Linked DNA regions of Homo sapiens: regions 2 and 3 are each linked to region 1. Evidence: chromatin contacts called from ENCODE Hi-C or POLR2A ChIA-PET data. All regions are on one chromosome and are shown on one strand. Each heading gives the region's core, a stretch centred on a gene start or an enhancer-like site at or near the end of the contact. The rest is flanking DNA. Distances are from core to core; before and after follow the strand shown. Region 1 holds the start of ZFYVE1 (zinc finger FYVE-type containing 1). Region 2 holds the start of DNAL1 (dynein axonemal light chain 1). Region 3 holds the start of COQ6 (coenzyme Q6, monooxygenase).

Region 1 (2,806 bases), core at 172-2,671:
GACTCCCTCAAAAAAAAAAAAAAAAAAAAAAATCTCAAAATTGTGGCTAAAGCTCCTCCTCTTGACAACAAACGCCACCTCTAGGCCCAAGGCATTTAAGAGACTTTGCTGCTCTATTTCCCAGACTGGAATTTTCTGTTCATTCAGATATTAAATTCAGAATCTAAATCACTAAGTGAGTAGTCCTTGGAAGGACAGCCCTCTGCACCCCCACATGCATCCCACAATTGGGAGGAGTGGAGAGGCCTTCACAAAGCTAATGAAAATGTAATAATAAACTTTAGATCTATCAAATACCTGGGCCGACCTGGTTAGCCTTGTAACTGGATTGTTTCAACTCTAGCTAGATGTATATTAAAGACTCAAAACTTAGAAACAATAGTAACAATTTCATCTTTAAAAACAATTTTTTTACACTGTAATTCTTCTGTCCCTTCTTTCACTAACTGAAAAAAAAAAAAAAAAGGAGCAACAGGAGACAATTCCTCTACTTTGACCCATGGCAAAGCCAGGCCTGCAGTGAATCAAAACAAATAATTTTTCTCTTTGTCACTTAAAAACTAACTTAAAAATAACTTCAAAATACGAAAAAAGATAACTGGGGCAAGAAAGGGGCTTTTGTCACTTTGACAATTATATTCCTAATTCCCCCTAGCCTTGACCCGCATTCCAAGGCCCCGACAAGGTGTAAAGCCCTGCCTTTCTGATAGTCACTCCTCCCCTACAGTAATCAATCTATCAACCTTATTTTCAGATAAACAAGGAAGGCGAAGGGAGTGACTAGGGGATCTTATTTACTACAATCTAACCTCAGACATGCCCAGCCAGCTCCCAAAACAGAAACAAAAATCAAACTTGTCACAATTGAGAAAAATATAAAATCAACCTTCAAAAGTACACCTCACGCCCGGCCATGTCAACCAAACATTTTGCCCACTCGGGCCCCCACCTCGACACCTCTCCCCAGCCGGGGGTTCCTCACCCTTCCTTCCACCCGGACACCACCGCCACAACCCGAGGGGCAGGAGCGGAGCCTAAGAACAAAGAAGGTCCCCCAAAATCCCCCCCACGCCGGCAAAACCCGGAGCCGAATCCATTGTTTATACCACCCCACCCCCACCCCCGCCGCACCCGCCCCCCCTTCCTCCCGAGGGCAGCCTGAGCCCCAGGACGATCACTCGCCCCGCGCTGGGCCGTGCCCTCCCCGCCCTGCCCTGCCCGCCGCGGCCCGGGGATCCCACCACTGAGAAGCTCGGCCGCAGCAAGGCGGCGTCGGGGGGCCGCAGGGCGCCAGTGGGGGCAGAGGCTATTCCTCAGGACACCGGCAGATCCATCCTCATCTCCATCTCCGCCACCCTCCTCCTTCGTTGCCTCCCGGGCTTCCTCCTCTCCTGTTGTCAGTTGGGATCAGCTGATCGGAGTGAACTTCTCCCAGCTCGGACTAACAGGAAGGCGTGAGCGGTGCAGCCCAGAAAGGGAGGAGCGAGAGAGGGAGGATCCCGGCGCCAGCAAGGGCGTAGTGCGCACTGCCTCCTGGGAGATGTAGCTCCTCGAGGCGCGCTCTCGCCCCTCATCCCGGAAAGGAAGACTCTGAATGACTACAACTCCCAGTACTGAAGAGGCTGCTCTTGCGAGGAGGCGGTGGGGACAGGCTACGGAGGATTTCGGGACTTGGAGTTTTTGCATTGAGTGTGGTGTCCGCAGGTTTCAGCACGTTCTTTTGGGTTGTAACTGGGGAAGGCATGGTGCTACATTAGAGAACTGATGTAATAATGTCTAGTATAAGTGGGAAATGGTGAGTCAATTAATTTGGATTCAAGTAACCTCTTGCACACCATTCCCTCAGAAACGTGTGAGCACAGACAGTCTCCACCTTCCCAATTTCACTTCGCAAAAACTAAGGAAAAGACCAGAAAAAGTGATAAGAGGATATAGGTACTCTTGGGAAGTTTTTGTTGTTTTTCCCCCCTTGGCAAAGGACAAAATTACAACGAATTTAGTTTTAAGATCTCAGTTGGCTTTATTGCGACTCTAGGATCAGGCAACACTTCATTCCAGAAAGTGGAGTGAATGTTCTGATGAGCTGAGCAGGAGAGGTTGGCTTTGTAGACAGAGAAAAGCTTGAGGAAGCAAAAGCAAAGAACAAAGAGCATATTGGTTTCTTTCTTTCTCTTTCTTGTCATTCTTTTCTTTCCTCTTTCTTCTCTTTTTTTCAGTCTTCTCATGGGACCTTGACATATTGGTCACTTCTAAGCTACTTTCCTTGGAAGGTGAGGACAGAGAGACAGAACAATAGAAAAATAACTGATTAGTTGACATCAGTTACTTCAGGCTACTTCTTTTGTGTAAGGATTACAACAGAGGGAGCTTCATTATCATGCAACATTAAAACAAGCCTGTTTGGGAAACTGGCTGTCCTTATCCCTCTTTCCTGATTTCTCTGAAGGTCAGATAACAACTTAGCTTGGGTTTGGTAACAACTTAGTTTGGATTTGGTGAGGTGAAACTTTAGCATGGGTGACTCCATTTTTATTTTAGCCAGGTCTATTGGGGCCTGGTGCAGGAGTTTAGTCCAAAACAAAGGCCTCCTATCATTTTTACTTAACACCCTTCAAGGGTATTCTCCAAGCCAACCATGAATTTTTTTTCCTACCTATTATTTTTCTGATCTTTCCTTCTATAGTTTCAGAACTTCTCAGGCTGGGCGCGGTAGCGCATGCCTGTAATCCCAGCACTTTGGGAGGTCGAGGTGGACGGATCACCTGAGGTCGGGCGTTCGAGACCAGCCTGACCAACATGGAGAAAC
Region 2 (2,735 bases), core at 205-2,704, 620 kb after region 1:
CTCCCCAGTAGCTGGGACTATGGGTGTTGTACCACCATGCCTCGCTAATTTTTATTTTTTACAGAGCCAGGGTCTTGTTACGTTGCCCAGGCTGGTCTTGAACTCCTGGGTTCAAGGGATCCTCTTACTTTGGCCTCCCAAATTTCTGGGATTACAGGCATGAACAAACTGCACCAGGCCACTATGTATAATTTTAAAGGAAAATCGTACCAACTATTTTGTTTGGTAACTTCTATTTTTACTTGAAATATGACTATCTTTGGATGTGAATAGATGCCTTTCAGCAAGTCAATTGTACTTTTTTAGTGTAAGTACATTATTGCATTGGATGTTCAATACTACTAACCAATTTTCTCTCTCTTTTTGTTTGTTTGTTTGTTTGTTTTGAGACGGAGTGTCACTCTTGTTGCCCAGACTGGAGTGCAATGGCGCGATCTCGGCTCACTGCAACCTCCGCCTCCCGGGTTCAAGCAATTCTCGTGCCTCAGGCTCCGGAATTGCTGGGACTACAGGCGCGTGCCACCACACCCGGCTAATTTTTGTATTTTTAGTAGAGACGGGGTTTCACCATGTTGGCCAGGCTGGGCTCAAGTGGTCAAGTGGTCCGCCCTCCTCAGCCTCCTAAAGTGCTAGGATTACAGGCGTGAGCCACCAGTCCCGGCCACCAATTCTCTTTTGTTGATAATTGAGTTGATTTTTTTTTTTCTATTAAAGCTTTGAACATACATCTCTGTGCTCAGGATAAAGTCCTGGAAGTGGAACTGCTGGATCACAAAGGGTGCAAAAGTTTTTGAACAGCCAACAGCCTTCCAGAAAGGCTGTATCAATTATAAACAGCAGCGTATTTGTGTGTCCCTACTTCACCATACCCCTAGCAACTCTATGAATTATTATTATTGTTAATAATTTTTAGCTCATTTGGTAGGTGGGGAAAAAAAGACACCCTGGTGATTAAAACCAACAATTTGTGATATTTAAAATGTGGAACCGAGCTTTCAGCTGCCTCTGGCTCCCTGGAGGATCCGGGGTAAAGAAACATAAAATGGGTGGAGTTTGGCTCTGGTATTCTCAGTGGGATGGGATGGAGAGGGAAATTACAGCAAGCCGCTTATTCTCCCCTCGTCCGGAAAAGGGTGGGAAACGCCATCGTTAGGGCAAAGGAATTAAGAACATTATTTTATGAAAAGGGTAGTTGTTAGGGGGACGTTTTAAGGTTTTTAACTTTAGGCGGACAAGTCACTACAGATCAGCTGAAATTGCTTTCGGTCCTGACTACTCCTGTGCGGGGTTAAGACCTAAGGAAGCAAAAGGGCAGCCAGCAACAGCCGGACGGGAGGACCCCGGCGGCCGCCACGCAGTCCCACAATGCCCCGCTCGCACCACCCTGAGGGCGGAGAGAAAGGACCGCTGCCGGGGATAGGGCTTCCGCCGAGAGCGCCGAGAAGTGCGCACGCGCACTGACCCCGCGGGCCCTAGCAACCAGAGCAGTGACAGTAGCAACCGCCGGAATGGTGAGTACCTTTCGGGCCGCGTAGCCAAAGCTGAGAGAAGATTGGGAGTGGAAAAGGGTGACTGTGGAGTGTTGAGGGTCTGGGGGTCCTTGAACAGCGGAAGGGAGCCGGTAGCTGACGCTAGCTCTGTGGAGTCAGGGGCCCGAGGCGAAAGAGAAGCCCTGGCCGGGGGTGGTCTGTGGTGAGGGCGGCCTGGGGTGGATCGGAGGTTGGGTTAAGGTGGAGGGACTCAGACAGGAGAAAAGGGAGGGCGAAGAGCAGGAAATTCTCTAAAAAGAGCGTATTGGAGTGGGAAGGGTGATGGGAAGGAGAGTGTAGATAAAGATATCTCTTTACATAGAAGTAATTTTAGTGACCCCCCCGTCGAGATGCAGGGAGGGGCTGGTTACCAGAGGGTTCTGTATAACACGGATTGCAGCAGTTTTCGTAACCTGTGATGTACCCAGGTTGCCTTCTGAATGACTACGAGGGCAGTTATTAGGTGACACTGTAAAGCACACTCTGATGGATATATTAGAGCAGTGATTCTCAAATTTCAGTATGCATAGGTATGGGCTTGTTGGAATGCAGATTGTGAATTTTTAATATGATTGGGGGTTTCAGGAATGTGCATTTCGACAACACACCTCAAGTGATTATAAAATTGGAGGGCATCCCACCACACTGAGAAATGCTGTTGCCTTAGGTTTGAAATCTACCAGCTGTCTATCCAATGAGAGCTCTTTATGAAGTAATGGTTTTACCTAGAGATGCTCCTCAACTCTTACTTGATGTGTTCACTCTCTTGCTTACATACTTGGTAGTTCTAACTAGTCGTTTGAAAAGGATTGCAGACCCAGCCAGAGCTATTGAGCAAAGTATGTGATGTCCTACTGGATAGAGATGTTTATGAAGAAGAAGCATAATTACTTGTCTTCTTTTTGTGATTCCAGTGCTATATAAGTGGGCAGAAATTGAGCCCAGGAGATGGAAATGATGAGGAAGTCATGCCTGCCCTCAACAAGATGAAATACCACTCTTTAAAAAGTAGTTTCCCCCCTGCTTTCCTTACTTTGTTCCCCAAGCAGTTAGCTGAAAATCACTGCCAAGGAAAGTTAAAAGTTCTGGAACCTAGGTTTATATTCAGGTGAAGAAAGGCTCAGACCTAAATATTTATGAAAGTATGAACCATGGTGATTGTTGAAAATCTTCAAATAGAGAATCAGAACCAGTACAGTTATAAGT
Region 3 (2,732 bases), core at 10-2,509, 920 kb after region 1:
CGAGTAGCTAGGACTACAGGCGCGCACCACCATGCCCAGATAATTTTTTGTATTTTTTTGTTTGTTTGTTTTTGTTTTTGAGAGAGTTTTGCTCTTGTTGCCCAGGCTGGAGTGCAATGGCACAATCTCGGCTCACTGCAACCTCCACCTCCCAGGTTCAAGCAATTCTCTTGCCTCAGCCTCCCGAGTAGCTGGGATTACAGGCATGTGCCACCACGTCCAGCTAATTTTGTATTTTTTTTAGTAGAGACAGGGTTTCTCCATGTTGGTCAGGCTGGTCTTGAACTCCTGACCTCAGGTCCCAAAGTGCTGCATTACAGGAGTAAGCCACCGCACCCGGCCAATTTTTGTATTTTTAGTAGAGACGGGGTTTTGCCATGGAAACCAGCCTGGTCTCGATCTCTTGACCTCATGATCCGCTTTCCTTGGCCTCCCAAAGTGCTGGGATTACAGGCGTGAGCCAGCGCGCCTGGCCAATTTTTTTTTTTTTTTTAAATTTTTAGACGGAGTTTCACCATGTTGGCCAGGCTGGTCTCGAACTCCTGACCTCAGGTGATCCACCCGCCTCGGCCTCCCAAAGTGCTAGGATTACAGGCGTGAACCACCACGCCCGGCCAAATTTGGGGAGCAATTTTCTTAATCTCTTTGTGCCTCAGTTTTCTCTTCTACAAAAATGAGACGACAATTGTACTACTGGTCATAGAGTACTAAGAGGATAAGCGAAAACTGAGTGACATTGCCTATCAAGAGCCTCGTATAAAGTCCGAGAGGTTCAGGTCTGTAAGTCAGAGTCCGCCTCCTGGTCCCTAAACGCTCATTTTAATCCCACGCCCCTCCGTGACACGCCCCTGCTGTCTGTCTCCAAGGCAACGCCCAACAGTTTCCTCTCCGGGATTCCTTTCCCGGGGGCAGTCTCTTTTCTCTCCTCACCTGACGGCTCCCCTCCGCGCCTCCGGGGGCTCCCTCAGGCCTCCCCACGGTCATTTCAGCTGGACAGAGGCAGCAGCGACAGTGACAGCGATAGTGGCAGCAGCGGTGGCAGCGAGAGCTATGCGGGGCCAGGGTCCACCCCTTTCTAGCTTTGGCGTCTGGTTGGCTTCCAGGGCAGCCTCCGATCCATCCCGCCCGAGGAGGCAAGGTTCGTTTTCCGATTGGCCTATTTTCTCCGCGCATTTTATTTCCGGTTCTGAGGACGCCGCGGAAGCGGGACGGGATTGGAGTGCTCTGCTCCGGACGCACTACGTAGGTGGGCCTGCGGGAGTTCTGAGTGCGACGGCGCAGGTCTGCACCATGGCGGCCCGGCTTGTCAGCCGATGCGGGGCTGTGCGTGCAGCTCCCCACAGCGGCCCGCTGGTGTCCTGGCGCAGGTGGTCCGGCGCCTCAACAGACACCGTGTATGACGTGGTGGTGTCGGGTGGAGGCCTGGTGGGCGCTGCCATGGCCTGTGCCTTGGGTAAGCCCTTCTCCAGGCTACTAGTGGCCGGAAACCGGGCCGCGGAGGCACGATGAGAGCCGTGAGAGCCCTAGCACGACTTGCCCAAAGACAATTTCTCAGGTCTCGCGACGCTTCTCCCCTCCCCTCCTAGAGGAACCCCAGGGCACGCCGGAATGCGTGTGGTCCTTCAGGGTCCATTAGGGTCAAAAGTGGGAGGGGCGTTCAGAGTCTGTTCTACTCATGGGAAAACAGGCCTTCCCGGGGTTATTTATAAATGAGAGTTCCAGTTTCTCCAGATCCTGGACAGTACTTGTCATTGTCTTTTTGTTTATAGACATTCTAGTGGGTGTAAGTAAAGTGGGATCTCCAGGTTTTGACTTGTATTTCCCTAATGATTAATGATGTTGAATATCCTTTCATATGTTTATTGGTCATTTGTATATCTTCTTTAGAGAAATGCCTATTCAGACCCTTTGCCCGGTTTTTAATTGAGCAGTTTGTCTCTTGAATACTGTGGTAAGAGTTATTTTTATTTTTTGAGACAGGGTCTTCCGCTGTGCCCAGGCTGCAGTGCAGTGGCACGATCACGGCTCACTGTAGCCTCAACCTCCCTGGCTGAATTGATCCTCCTGCCTCTGCCTCCCAAATAGCTGGGACTGCAGGAATGCGCCACCACTCGGCTGATTTTTGTATTTTTTTGTAGAGACGAGGTCTCACTATGTTGCCCAGGCTGGTCTGGAACTTCTGGGCTCAAGCAATCCACCTGCCTCAGCCTCCCAAAGTGCTGGGATTACCGGCATAAGCAACCCTGCCTGGCCATTATTTTGTTTATTCTGTATAAGTCCCTTATCTGATAAATGACTTGCAAATATTTTCTTCCATTTTGTAGTCTTTTCACTTTTTTTTTTTTCCCTGAGATGGAGTTTCGCTCTTGTTGCCCAGGATGGAGTACAATGGCACGATCTCAGCTCACTGCAACCTCTGGGATTACAGGCTTGTGCCACCATGCCTGGCTAATTTTTGTATTTTTAGTAGAGACGGGGTTTCACCATATTGGCCAGGCTGGTCTCGAACTCCTGATCTCGTGATCCACCTGCCCCTTCCTCCCAAAGTGCTGGGATTACAGGCATGAATCACCATGCTTGGCCCATTATGAGATTTTTTTTTTGTGATTTTTTTTTTTTTTTTAGCTCATCAGCTATCATTAATATTAGTGTTTTTTTATATGTGACCCAAGACAATTCTTCCACTGTGGCCTGGGGAAGCCAAAAGATTGGACACCCTGATCTAAGGGCAG

Evidence for each region. A loop is a pair of places that touch in the nucleus more often than their neighbours do. ChIA-PET counts read pairs that join two places held with the same protein, here RNA polymerase II (POLR2A). Pooled maps may share reads with other maps.
Region 2: a map of CD4-positive, alpha-beta T cell shows a loop between it and region 1 (3-fold over the local background). The contact joins the promoter of DNAL1 here to the promoter of ZFYVE1 in region 1. A Hi-C loop is called at or near these places in 1 of 168 maps with a recorded cell type or tissue (CD4-positive, alpha-beta T cell) and 8 of 50 pooled maps. POLR2A ChIA-PET finds 5 or more read pairs at or near these places in 1 of 52 experiments (activated T-cell).
Region 3: a loop to region 1 is called in a pooled map, with 23 times the contacts of the local background. The contact joins the promoter of COQ6 here to the promoter of ZFYVE1 in region 1. A Hi-C loop is called at or near these places in 1 of 37 single-sample maps with no recorded cell type and 7 of 50 pooled maps. POLR2A ChIA-PET finds 5 or more read pairs at or near these places in 1 of 52 experiments (naive thymus-derived CD4-positive, alpha-beta T cell).

The regions. Positions count from the first base shown.
Region 1 is chr14:73,025,685-73,028,490 of GRCh38, forward strand. It overlaps ZFYVE1 (zinc finger FYVE-type containing 1), which reads right to left and starts at 1,422. Exons shown (of 12, transcript NM_021260.4): 1 at 1,242-1,422. RefSeq lists a silencer at 1,125-1,334 and an enhancer at 1,565-1,764.
Region 2 is chr14:73,643,532-73,646,266 of GRCh38, forward strand. DNAL1 (dynein axonemal light chain 1) reads left to right here and starts at 1,455. Exons shown (of 8, transcript NM_031427.4): 1 at 1,455-1,511. The coding sequence starts at 1,509.
Region 3 is chr14:73,949,043-73,951,774 of GRCh38, forward strand. COQ6 (coenzyme Q6, monooxygenase) reads left to right here and starts at 1,260. Exons shown (of 12, transcript NM_182476.3): 1 at 1,260-1,453. The coding sequence starts at 1,291. FAM161B (FAM161 centrosomal protein B) reads right to left here and starts at 1,052. Exons shown (of 9, transcript NM_152445.3): 1 at 931-1,052. The coding sequence starts at 984. RefSeq lists enhancers at 942-1,942, 959-1,018.